Regions from separate parts of the Homo sapiens genome. Here region 1 is linked to region 2. A link is an interaction called in ENCODE POLR2A ChIA-PET data of the cell type or tissue named here. Cell type or tissue: endothelial cell of umbilical vein. All regions are shown on one strand. Each heading gives the region's core, and the rest is flanking DNA. Links, peaks and the distances in the headings are about the cores only.

Region 1 (5,388 bases), core at 228-5,227, 1.1 Mb before region 2:
ATGGTAATGCTAACATACCCTGTTGAGTTCCTATATCATGGCTATTTTAGAATTGGATGCATTCATTGTCCAGCACTCTCCATATGATTCAGCAGTAAATCCTAACTTGTCTAAGCCCAGTGTGGTGGTCTAAGTCCCTTCACTCGTGACTGATTTATGGTGGACATGTAACCTAGTTTTGGCCACTGAGATACGAGGGGAGGTCTTAGTACACAGAATAGTGCTAAGAAATCAGATGCACTTGGAGTAGGATAGTAAGAGGCTCCTAGGAATGTTAAGGTAACAGAGTGTCCAAGAAAACACACTGTGAGAGTTTGTATACACTTGCAATTGGACCCTCTAAATATCTGAGATTTGTGAGTAACGATAAGAAATTTCTGTTTGGGCTGGGCTTCATTATATATGATACTCTTCTGAAAGTGGACTCTGCAGGCTATAGCATTTCAAAAGTACAAAGCATTTAAAAATATACAATCTAGGAGACTGGGCACAGTGGCTCACCCCAGTAATCCCAGCACTTTGGGAGGCCGAGGTGGGTGGATCACTAGAGGTCAGGAGTTCAAGACCAGCCTGGCCAACTTGGCGAAACCCTGTCTCCACTAAAAATATAAAAATTAGCCAGGCGTGGGGATGGGTGTCTGTAATCCCAGCTACTGGGGAGGCTGAGGTAGGAGAATCACTTGAACCTGGGAGACAGAGGTTGCAGTGAGCTCACGTGGCACCACACTCCAGCCTGAGAGACAGAGCAAGATTCTGCCTCAAAAAAAAAAAAGAAAAGAAAGAAAGAAAGAAAAAGAAATACACATACACACACACTCTATAATGCTTTGAAAAATATGTAGTTGAATAATTCACCTGTGTCTTGTTTCCATAGAGAAAGGTTACAAGAGAAGAGTTCTGTCTCTTGGAAACTTTTGAGTTCTTTCCAAACAGCTCTTTTTGGACACATATGAGAATCTAGTAAGGGCTGTAACTGATAGGTCCCTTCCTTCCTTGGGGAGTTTTCTCTAGACCACCCATTTCTGATGAGGGAAGAAACTTTAATGATAAAAAATCATCCAGGTGTGGTGGCTCACGCCTGTAATCCCAGCACTCTGGGAGGCCGAGGTGGGCGGATCACGAGGTCAGGAGATGGAGACCACGGTGAAACCCGTCTCTACTAAAAATACAAAAATTAGCAGGGCGTGGTGGCGGGTGCCTGTAGTCCCAGCTACTTGGGAGGCCGAGGCAGGAGAATGGCGTGAACCCGGGAGGCAGAGCTTGCAGTGAGCACTCCAGCCTGGGCGACAGAGCCAGACCAATTTGAGTCTCTTTTATTGACATCAAAAGAACTGTGCTTCCTGAGAAACACGAACTGAGAAATGAGAACTTATGAGTGTCTGGAAGAGAATTCTGAATGTTTTATATTCAGACTCCCATGTCTTGATCTCCCTTATAAATCTTTGCCCAAAAGATAGTTCTTCTAAGTCCAGAATGATTTATTTTTATATTACTTTTACCACTGATAATTTTAAAGTTTTGTGTTTCTAAGAATTTGGAAGTATTTTTATGAATCATATTTTTTCTGATTATTATAAGTTAAGGTTTTTCTTACTCTGTAAAACTTAGGATATTGTGAAGGAGGATGAGATAACAAAGGATGAAACCTAGTGTCTGTGAGCTGCAAGTTCCTCTCCTTGGGAGTTTCACTGAATAATCTGCCTCTAATATGATGCATGATATTGTCTTGGCAGTTTATTATTTTAAGGCAGTAGAACATAACACATGGGAAGGAGCTATCTTGATCTATTATATCAAGAATCCACAATTTATAGCTCTATTTGGTAGTAAAAAGATACTCCCTGAGAGCTAGAAGGCTGTGTATATCTGTAGTGATAAGAATGCAGTCCTTTAAAAATACCTTGATATCATTATATTTGTATGAAATCTATCATTGGGGTGAAAATTCCTTTGTTTACAACTTTATATTTTATATAAACATATGAAATATGTGTGTTTGTTAATATGCACTATTACATTAAATTTCCACAATAGTCCTGTAAATTATGTGAATTCCTGATTCACAGCTAAAGAACCTGAAGTACAGGGAAGGTGGCTAACTTGGCTGAAATCACAGAGCAAATGAGTGGCAGAAGGACTCAACTCCCGGTCTTTGATTAACCATATTGCTTTATTGTTTTTATTTTGTTTTGTCTTTTCACAGCTTTTCTCTGAGTATTTATAGGCATAGGGCTAACACTATTTATTAATAACTATTTGTAAAAAAATTTTGGAAGATGTTTTATACCCAGTTTTAAGGCCATGGCTAAAGGCTAGTTAGTTCTTGTCTGACAAGGCTGCATCCATAACCTAGTCATTTCTTTCCTGGAGCTCTCATGTGCATAGGCTACTATGCACCTGCCCTAATTACCCCAGGGCCAAATACCAAACAACTAGGGCAGGTCCTCTGCCCTGGAGCCTGAGTCCCAGGAATTGTTCAAATTAGTCCATTCACAGGAAGCCCTCTTAAGCTGCCTCTCACAGCTCCAGCTTGCTGTTGTGCTTCCTCTGTCTAACTTCCTGTGTGGCCCTGCCTGGCAGCCTTCTCTCTTTAGGAGCTGTGAGTAATAAAGAGTTCTGCTTTCTATCTATCTGAGTTTCATTGTGTTGTTTTGCCCTCCAAAGAATCTTTAGAGTTTAAACTTGTCTCTAACCTTTTTAGTTGAACTGTGGTATAACTAGAAAAGCTTTGGATAGGAAGACAGGTGACTGGGTTTCTTCTACAATAGGCTTTGCGTGGCCCGGTAGAGGTTTATTCAACCTCTCTGAATATCAGCTTCCTTCCCTATAAAATAAACAACAATCCTAAAAGCAATGGTTACTGATCTGAATTGGAATTCCATAATTTTGTAGTATAAATTGTTGGTGCCAAAGTATAAGAGCACCCAAGGACAAACTGAAACATGATTATTCAACTGGAAGGCAGTGCCTGTATTCGATAAATGGGAATCTATTAGTTTGGTTTATCCACATATAAGTTATGTTAACATGATAAAAGATATGAGGCTGGGTATGGTGACTCACGCCTGTGATCCCAGCACTTTGGGAGGCCAAGGTGGGCAGATCACCTGAGGTTTGGAGTTCACGACCAGCCTGACTAACATGGTGAAACCCTGTCTCTACTAAAAATACAAAATTAACTGAGCGTGGTGGCACATGCCTGTCAATCCCAGCTACTCAGGAGGCTGAGGCAGAAGAATCGCTTGAACCTGGGAGGTGGAGATTGCGGTGAGCTGAGATCGCGCCATTGCACTCCAGCCTGGGCAACAAGAGCGAAACTCCAGCTCAAAAAAAAAAAAAATCATGAAGAAACCCTTTTGTTAAAATGATTTTTTTTAAGCACACATAACTAGGCACTAGCTAATAAAACAATAAAGACCAGTGCCTGCTTGGTAGCCCATTATTTTATCACGAGAAGCTTGTATGCTGTAGGACTCTGAAAGCCTCCTTTCCAGAATGTAAACTATGAATTCTGAGATGGTTTGTTAAAGTTCCTTTAAGATTTTTTTTTTTTCACACTGTCTCTCTTTCTCTCTCTCTCGCTCTTTTTTTTTTTTTTTGGTCAGGAACTTCAGAAGCTGCTGAAGCTGCAGATTTTGGTGTCATTGACCTGCCTTCCTCTTTGTTTGGCGGTTGATGAATCCTTGGGGAGAGGTGTCTGTAACCCTGATGGAGAGCCAGAAAATAGAGTTTCTCTGAGTGGCAGCCCCTAGACACTTGATTTTTCTGAAAGATAGGCTCTTGATCCGGCCAGCAGGGGCTTAATGATTTATGCCTTTATGCCCAACTCCAGATAAAGTTAGACTACATCCTAAAGCGTGCATAGGAGAAAAAGCTATTACTGCACTTTGCTTGTTGGTGATAAATTCTACTGAAAAAAGAGAAAAAGAGACACAGTACTAAATAGCTTTTATTTGAAATGGTTTCCAAATTCTGCAACTTAGGGAGGATGATAATAGAATAGGGAGTACAAAACACTTAGGTAGGTCTCATCCTCTTCCCACCAGGCTTCCTTTTTATTTAGGATTGAGGCCAGGGTTTTATGCAGTATCTGTATTTTAGAACCAGAATGGATGAATAATAGCATTGCTAAAATTTGGAAGAAGCATATGGTTTTTTTTAACCTCCTATCACCTCTTATCTAAAGACAAATGATTGTGTTTAATAACTTAAATAAGAGATGAACTCAGGATTCCTCCTTGGGACTGGAAATAGAACTAAGAGCCTAGGTTATAACTTACTATCATTCTAGAGCACCTGGAGGATTCTGCTACTTTTAGAATTAGTCTTAGAATTGTAGATTCTATAAAATACTTTCTCCTCCATGTCTATACCAATTCTGCCTATCCTTTAAGGCTCAGTACAGGTGAAGAGCCAGCTCCTTCAGTGGAACTTTCTCCAACAGAGCAGACCTTGATGCTTTGCTTAGATGCCCTCAGCTCCCTTTAGCACTTCTCTGTGTTTTCTTGGGCTCAGTATGCACTTCCCTGTGACCACAGGCACCTGGAACTTTCTTTGAAGGACTGCCCAGGCTACCGCAGCCTCTTTGTCTACACGTCCAGAGACTCCCGCAGAGAGCTGTAGTGCCTAAGAGCTCGCTTCCCAGAGAGGACCGTGGCCAATGGGTGACTGGTGCAGAAGCTTGGAAGCCCATTTCCTTTGCCCCAGGACAATCTCTGAGGTGTTAACTTATATTGCAAACATCCTGTGGAGGATCAGGCTGAAGCAATCTTCTGTGAGATGTTGAGATATTACCCTGGCTTGACTTCTTCCCCGTTCTGGTCTGGCTTTCCCCATTCCTTTAGCAGTTTATTTTAAAGCACTTTCATAATGCACATCCTACCTCAGGGTCTGTTTCACAGGAAATTGACCTAAAACACAAGTTTTCTGTTGTACCATTTCTTTGAATTCTAAGAGCAATTGCTAGTTAGTTGAACACTAGTAATAGGCTCTGCCGTATTGCTTGCTCTTTTTTCCCTCAGAGATTGTGATCTCTCTGACGATGGCTGGAATCCTATTTAATGTTTACTGTTTTTATTTTGTTGTTTTATCTCTCATCTAATTTTAAAAAAGGTCTTTAAGGCCGGGCGCGGTGGCTCAGGTCTGTAATCCCAGCGTTTTGGGAAGCCAAGGTGGGTGGATCACCTGAGGCCAGGAGTTTGAGACCAGCCTGACCAACATGGAGAAACCCCGTCTCTACTAAAAATACACAATTAGCCAGGTGTGGTAGTGCATGCCTGTAATCCCAGCTACTCGGGAGGCTGAGGCAGGAGAATTGCTTGAACCCGGGAGACAGAGGTTGTGGTGAGCTGAGATCGCACCATTGCACTCCAGCCTGGGCAACAAGAG
Region 2 (5,388 bases), core at 67-5,066:
AGGTTGGTCTCAAACTCCTGACCTCAAGTGACCCACCCACCTCGACCTCCCAAAGTGCTGGGATTACAGGCATGAGGCACCATGCTGGTCAGATTTTATATTTTTAATGTTACTTTTCTCTCTGCCACTGAAGATTGATGCCATCATTCACCTGCCACCCCCCATCAGCCACCTAATCTAATCATAAACATATAATATTAAAACTGAAAAGAACTGAGAGTTTGTTAGCCCACTGCTTATCACAGATGAGTAAACATAGAACTAGATATGCAGCTACATGTGGGGAGTCAGAACGAGAACCAAGTTTCCCAAACGCCAAGGCTGTAGTTATTTCCTGTATAAAAACCTGAATCTGTTACTATTCTAAATAAAGTTACTTAGAATAGTTAGAATACATGTGTACTGTAGTGTATATTTATGCTGAGTCCACTGTTTGTAAGACAGACTCACTTCTTTCATTTGTGTGTTGTGACACTATTACCTGGAATACCTTCCTTGTCATTCACATACATTGCCCTTCAAAATTTACTGGATTTTGAGTGTCATCGAGATTAATAGACAACTAACCCTTTTGGACTTTAAGCTCTTTGTGGTCATAGCCTATTCATCTTTCACCCACCAAAACATGGGAGGCTAGTGCTTGACCCACAAGTATTTGCAAACAAACTATTAAATATGCAGTGTCAACTTTAGGCATAGGTCGATGTGGAAACCCAACTGATAATCCTGACTTTCTCTGGGAGAAACTCTTTGAAGAAAAGAAGAAAACATAAACAAAAAGCAGAATATTGTGATTTACCTGAGGCATGCAAGGTCAAATACACATCAGTATGGCATAACTATCAATAATATTACTTGAGCACCTGCTGGATACTAAGTGCTGTGAGCTATAGATGGCAACAGAGAGAAGCTATAGTTCTTACTCTTGCTAAGCTCCATAGTATGATATAAATAAAAGACACACACAACCAGATAGATCAACCAATACAAGGTTAAATGCTGAAATTATGTATAGAGTAAGAAAAGTTGTGGCTTCCTTTGGCCGCATATGGCTCCCCAGAGCTATTTACTTTCCAAGGCAGGTGAGAGTTCTTATGGCTATAGAATTTCTTAGCCTAGATATTACATTATGTCCCTCTCATATGTTATGATTTATTAATAACTAAAACCTATCCTTCAAGAAACTCTGACACTTGCATAAACAACTACACTCTGCTTCATATTTATAGATGCAAGCTTGAAAGTTTAGGTGTAGCAGTATGAGAATTGGTTATTTTATCTTTTCAGTTACGTTTAATTATATGTGCCCTTACCTTTCAAAATATTATTTATTGGCTTCCTCAAGTACAATGGTCTTCTAGAAGTTAATACATCAAATTGTTATATATCCTCTTAATTATTCCTCTCTGATTTAGTTAGAGGCTGCCACATATTGTAATGCTACTTCAGGATAAGAGAATGTGTTCTTTTCTATTAGTAACAAAAGCAATTACTCAAAGGGAAACACAGTGTCTTCATTCTGCCTATGTTCTGTTATCCAAATTACAGTTCCACTTTTATGAGAAACAGCTGGTCTCAAAATTGCTAGCTTGTTGTAGTTGCCCAGTGATTCACTTCATTTCTGAAGTTAAACCTGTTTGATTATGCATAATTGTTATTTATGTAGGTTTATGAATTTCAGTTATTTCAAGACTGTAAGAACTTGGTTCATATGTTTTGAAGGAGGAGCCAAGCTGTTTATATTCTCTGAACTCTATGAGTTTAAGAAAATCCTCACTCTGCCTCCAGCACTGGTTGTCAGATATTGTATTTTTAGACTTTTATTTTCACCATGTATCCCTGTTCTTAGAACACAACCGTGGTGGAGATATTCAGCCTTTCATCGAGAACCTGAGGAAACATGTATTTTCCTGATCCCGAGTCATTTTGTCTCTTTTGTATATGTACTTTACCATTGTAGATTCACAAAATGAAACTGGTTACTTTAGGGATGATTTCTTTTATGTCTCCTTCTGACACTGACTCCTTGAGGAAAGTGACCATGCCTGCCTTATTACTTTGTACAATTGGATGAATGAATGAATAGATTAATAAATGAATGAAGCTTTTGGTAGTTTTTCAGCACTGCCTTATTGCTTTTCACTGCCGTTGTCCAGCCAATTCCTTCTGCTTCTTTTAATCAATGTCGTAACTCTCATTACCCCATGCCTTTTCCAAGGCATCAGTCACACTCAAGTATATACGCTGTCATGGTCAGAACAGGAGTTAGCTTTTTCCATTCTTTTTTTTTTCCCTTTGCACAAATGAGGAAGAGTATTGTCACTCTTTAATAAAAAAAATTACAGACAGCAAAGTTTTTCATTGAAATGTCATATATCACCATTATCCACTCTCTTCACCCTTTTTGCAAGTCAGAAGTCTTTTAACAAAGCTTCCTTTCTACCTTTTTTCTCCCTCCATTCCTGCCTTCTTTCTTATCTACTTCCACTTTCTTTTTATTTTCATCTTTCTTTTTCTCTTCGTTTATTATACCATTATGTAAAACTGTTCATTTACAGAAGGTAAGACCCTTTATGACATATATAGATAAGCACAACTATGTGTATATAGCCCAGCTCTCTGATGTTTATGTGCCTGCTAAAGTATAGTCTTCTCCATAATCCTTTTTCTTGGCTCAATTTATGCACTTGGGATGCTGTTTGCTTTCAGAATAGGTTTTAGGCTCTTTGTTAAGAGTTTTGCCTAGGAAGTAGGACTTCCTGCTTGTTTTCTAGTCATTTGTGTTAGTCATACTGCAAAGTGGAACAATGAACAAGAACCATAGAAATGCTCCCCAAATTATATTTTATATAAACTTCAGATTATTCCTGCAAAAACTCTACCTGCAAATTGCTACGGCCTTGAATATCAGCACTCATCTGCGTTCAGTATATTCTTTAATATGGAGATTTGGTGATACTTCTTGGGAGCATTCTGGGTGATGCAGTAAAACCCATTCCCAGCTTCCTACACTTTCTTTTGAGTTCTGTCATCTTATCTCACTGGCCCTCCCACTTTATAATAACATATAGTAATTATATATTTTTTATTTTAAGTCTTATATTTGTTTAAAAAACAGCCTACGTGCCTTAGAATAAAATTCTGATTGAATCAGGAAAGCAGAAGAATAATCAATATTTTGCTTTTGCAGGAGCCAAATAGGGACAGGGTAAGGGAGCTAGTGGAGTCACATTCACAGCATGTAGTTAGGAAACTATTGTCATCATTAAGATATAGAATATCCTGGTCAAGAGAAACACAGCCATTTACTAGTTCAAGGTTCTTATCATTTACTGTATTCTGTGATGATTAAAATTTATGTCCAATAGTGATGCATATTCTTCATGTCGCAGGTATAACAAAATAAGAAGAATTAAAAAACAAAAAAATTCAGTATTATGAATTATTATTTTTGCAAACAGCCTACTAGTATGCTTCATTATAATGGAGTAAAATTATATAGTAACTGATTCAAATTTATTTTATTGTAGACTTTATCAAACAGCAGTAGTAAACACTCACTGCATGCTCAGGCTTCTAGTTTGCTCTAAACCTGTCATGGCTGTATGCTCATGTGGAACAGTTCACTGGCCATCATGTAACTTTATTAGAAATATTATTTCTGGCCGGGTGCAGTGGCTCATGCTTGTAATCCCAGCACTTTGGGAGGCCGAGGCAGGTGTATCACTTGAGGTCAGGAGTTCAAGACCAGCCTGGCCAACATAGTGAAACCCTGTCTCTACTAACAATACAAAAATTAGCCGAGTGTGGTGACGCATGCCTGTAGTCTCAGCTACTTGGGAGGCTGAGGCAGGAGAATCGTTTGAACCCAGGAGGCGGAGGTTGCAGTGAGCCAGGATCCCAACACTGCATTCCAGTCTGGGCAACAGAGTGAGACCCCGTCTCAAGAAAAAAAAAAAAAAAAGGAAAAGAAAGAAATATTATGTCTGAATTATTTATTGAATTACATATGATTCTGGTATCTATATATAAACTTTTCAAGCAATATTCTTATTTCACTCTTGTTCTCCTTGCTTTGTAAAATTTAACTATTAAAATTATAAATGACATAGTCAATATCTGGGCCCATATCATGTTATCAATGTTATTACCATGGTAAATAGATAATTGCATTATCATGTTCTAAAAATTGTATTTAAATGACATAGTGATATTGAATAAAACAATATTTACTTTATTCATGAAAATTTAAGAAGAAAACATAACAAACATGGAGAATGAATGGCAGAAAAAATTTAGACTAGACTATTTCCTAACTGATCTTCTAAAATCTTCTAAACTTATGATAAAAGTACTGGCACTATTCAGTTCTTTTGAATATAATCATAATTGCTTCTTTTCTGAATATTGCCATTTATGGCAGTTAACTTAGAATTTGCTGTCAAACAGGAAAAAAAATTGTATTACATTGTAGCTGGAAATTGCAGTAAGATATTCCTAAAAGAAGTAATACTTGCGTGAATTCTCAAAAAGAAAATAGGATATACCCAGGATAAATAAAAGTTTCTAAGATTCTGTGATGATGGGAAGCACATACATACATCTCAAAAGTAAAGAAGTGCAGGTATTTGGCTCCAGCATTATAATTAAAATGAAAAATGAGATTGGAGATTTAGGTAGAGGCTAAATTATAAAAACATTTTGAAGTGTAGTTTAAAAGATTGGAATTTATCTCAAAGGTAATTGTAGTATTTCAGTCTAAAATTTAAGAAGTATTTTAAGCAAAGGAAAGGCATGCTTAGATTTCTATTTTAAGAAGGGTCATCTGTCAGGAAAATGGTAGACAGGCTAGACTAAGGGAGTAATCAGACAGCTATCACAGTGTTGCAGGTTCTAAGCCTCTGTGGTGGCAACGGAAGTAGGAGATACACCTAAGGGATGGAATGTGGGGAGCTAGGTGAAAACAAAGCACTTTTCAAGGTTATTTTCCAGAAGATAAATTGAACAACCAGTTTTTTAGTTGCTATTCATTGGGCAAGATACAATTGGGATAGGTGGTTTTGGAGAGAAAAAAGGGCATTATGAGTTCAGCTCTAAAAATTTCAGGTTTTCTAACTGGAATTCTGTAACTGTAAGCTAATTCTCTACTTAAACATTAATTATACAAATACCGTATGTTTACAAAATGCTTCCTGCAGCTGCTTCTTAATGTTTGGGGAATACTGTGTTCCTCTGCAGGTCTGGTGAAAAGCTCTTTTAATTTTTAGCAGAAAGAGAACAGCATTTAGGTAAACTACTACCTGAGAGCGTCTCTGTTCCTGCTCAAAAATGCTTGGTTATATTGTCATATTCTACATTTTTCTGTAGAAGAGCAGTTAAGAGTGCAAG

Evidence for each region. ChIA-PET counts read pairs that join two places held together with the same protein. Peaks named below come from ENCODE experiments on the same cell type or tissue, not always from the same donor. Only the 100,000 strongest peaks of a DNase experiment are listed, where the experiment ranks them.
Region 1: POLR2A ChIA-PET joins it to region 2 with 5 read pairs; 1 of 35 experiments calls an interaction of 5 or more read pairs at or near these places.

What each region holds. Positions count from the first base shown.
Region 1 is chr13:59,357,444-59,362,831 of GRCh38, reverse strand. No RefSeq gene overlaps it. Among named protein-coding and RNA genes, the nearest start is that of DIAPH3-AS1, 650 kb to the left of the region's middle. In endothelial cell of umbilical vein, for the core only: no CTCF peak of the experiment used is centred there; a DNase peak (open chromatin) is centred at 2,571.
Region 2 is chr13:58,293,984-58,299,371 of GRCh38, reverse strand. No RefSeq gene overlaps it. Among named protein-coding and RNA genes, the nearest start is that of LINC00374, 64 kb to the right of the region's middle. In endothelial cell of umbilical vein, for the core only: no CTCF peak of the experiment used is centred there; a DNase peak (open chromatin) is centred at 2,681; H3K27ac peaks cover 241 bases.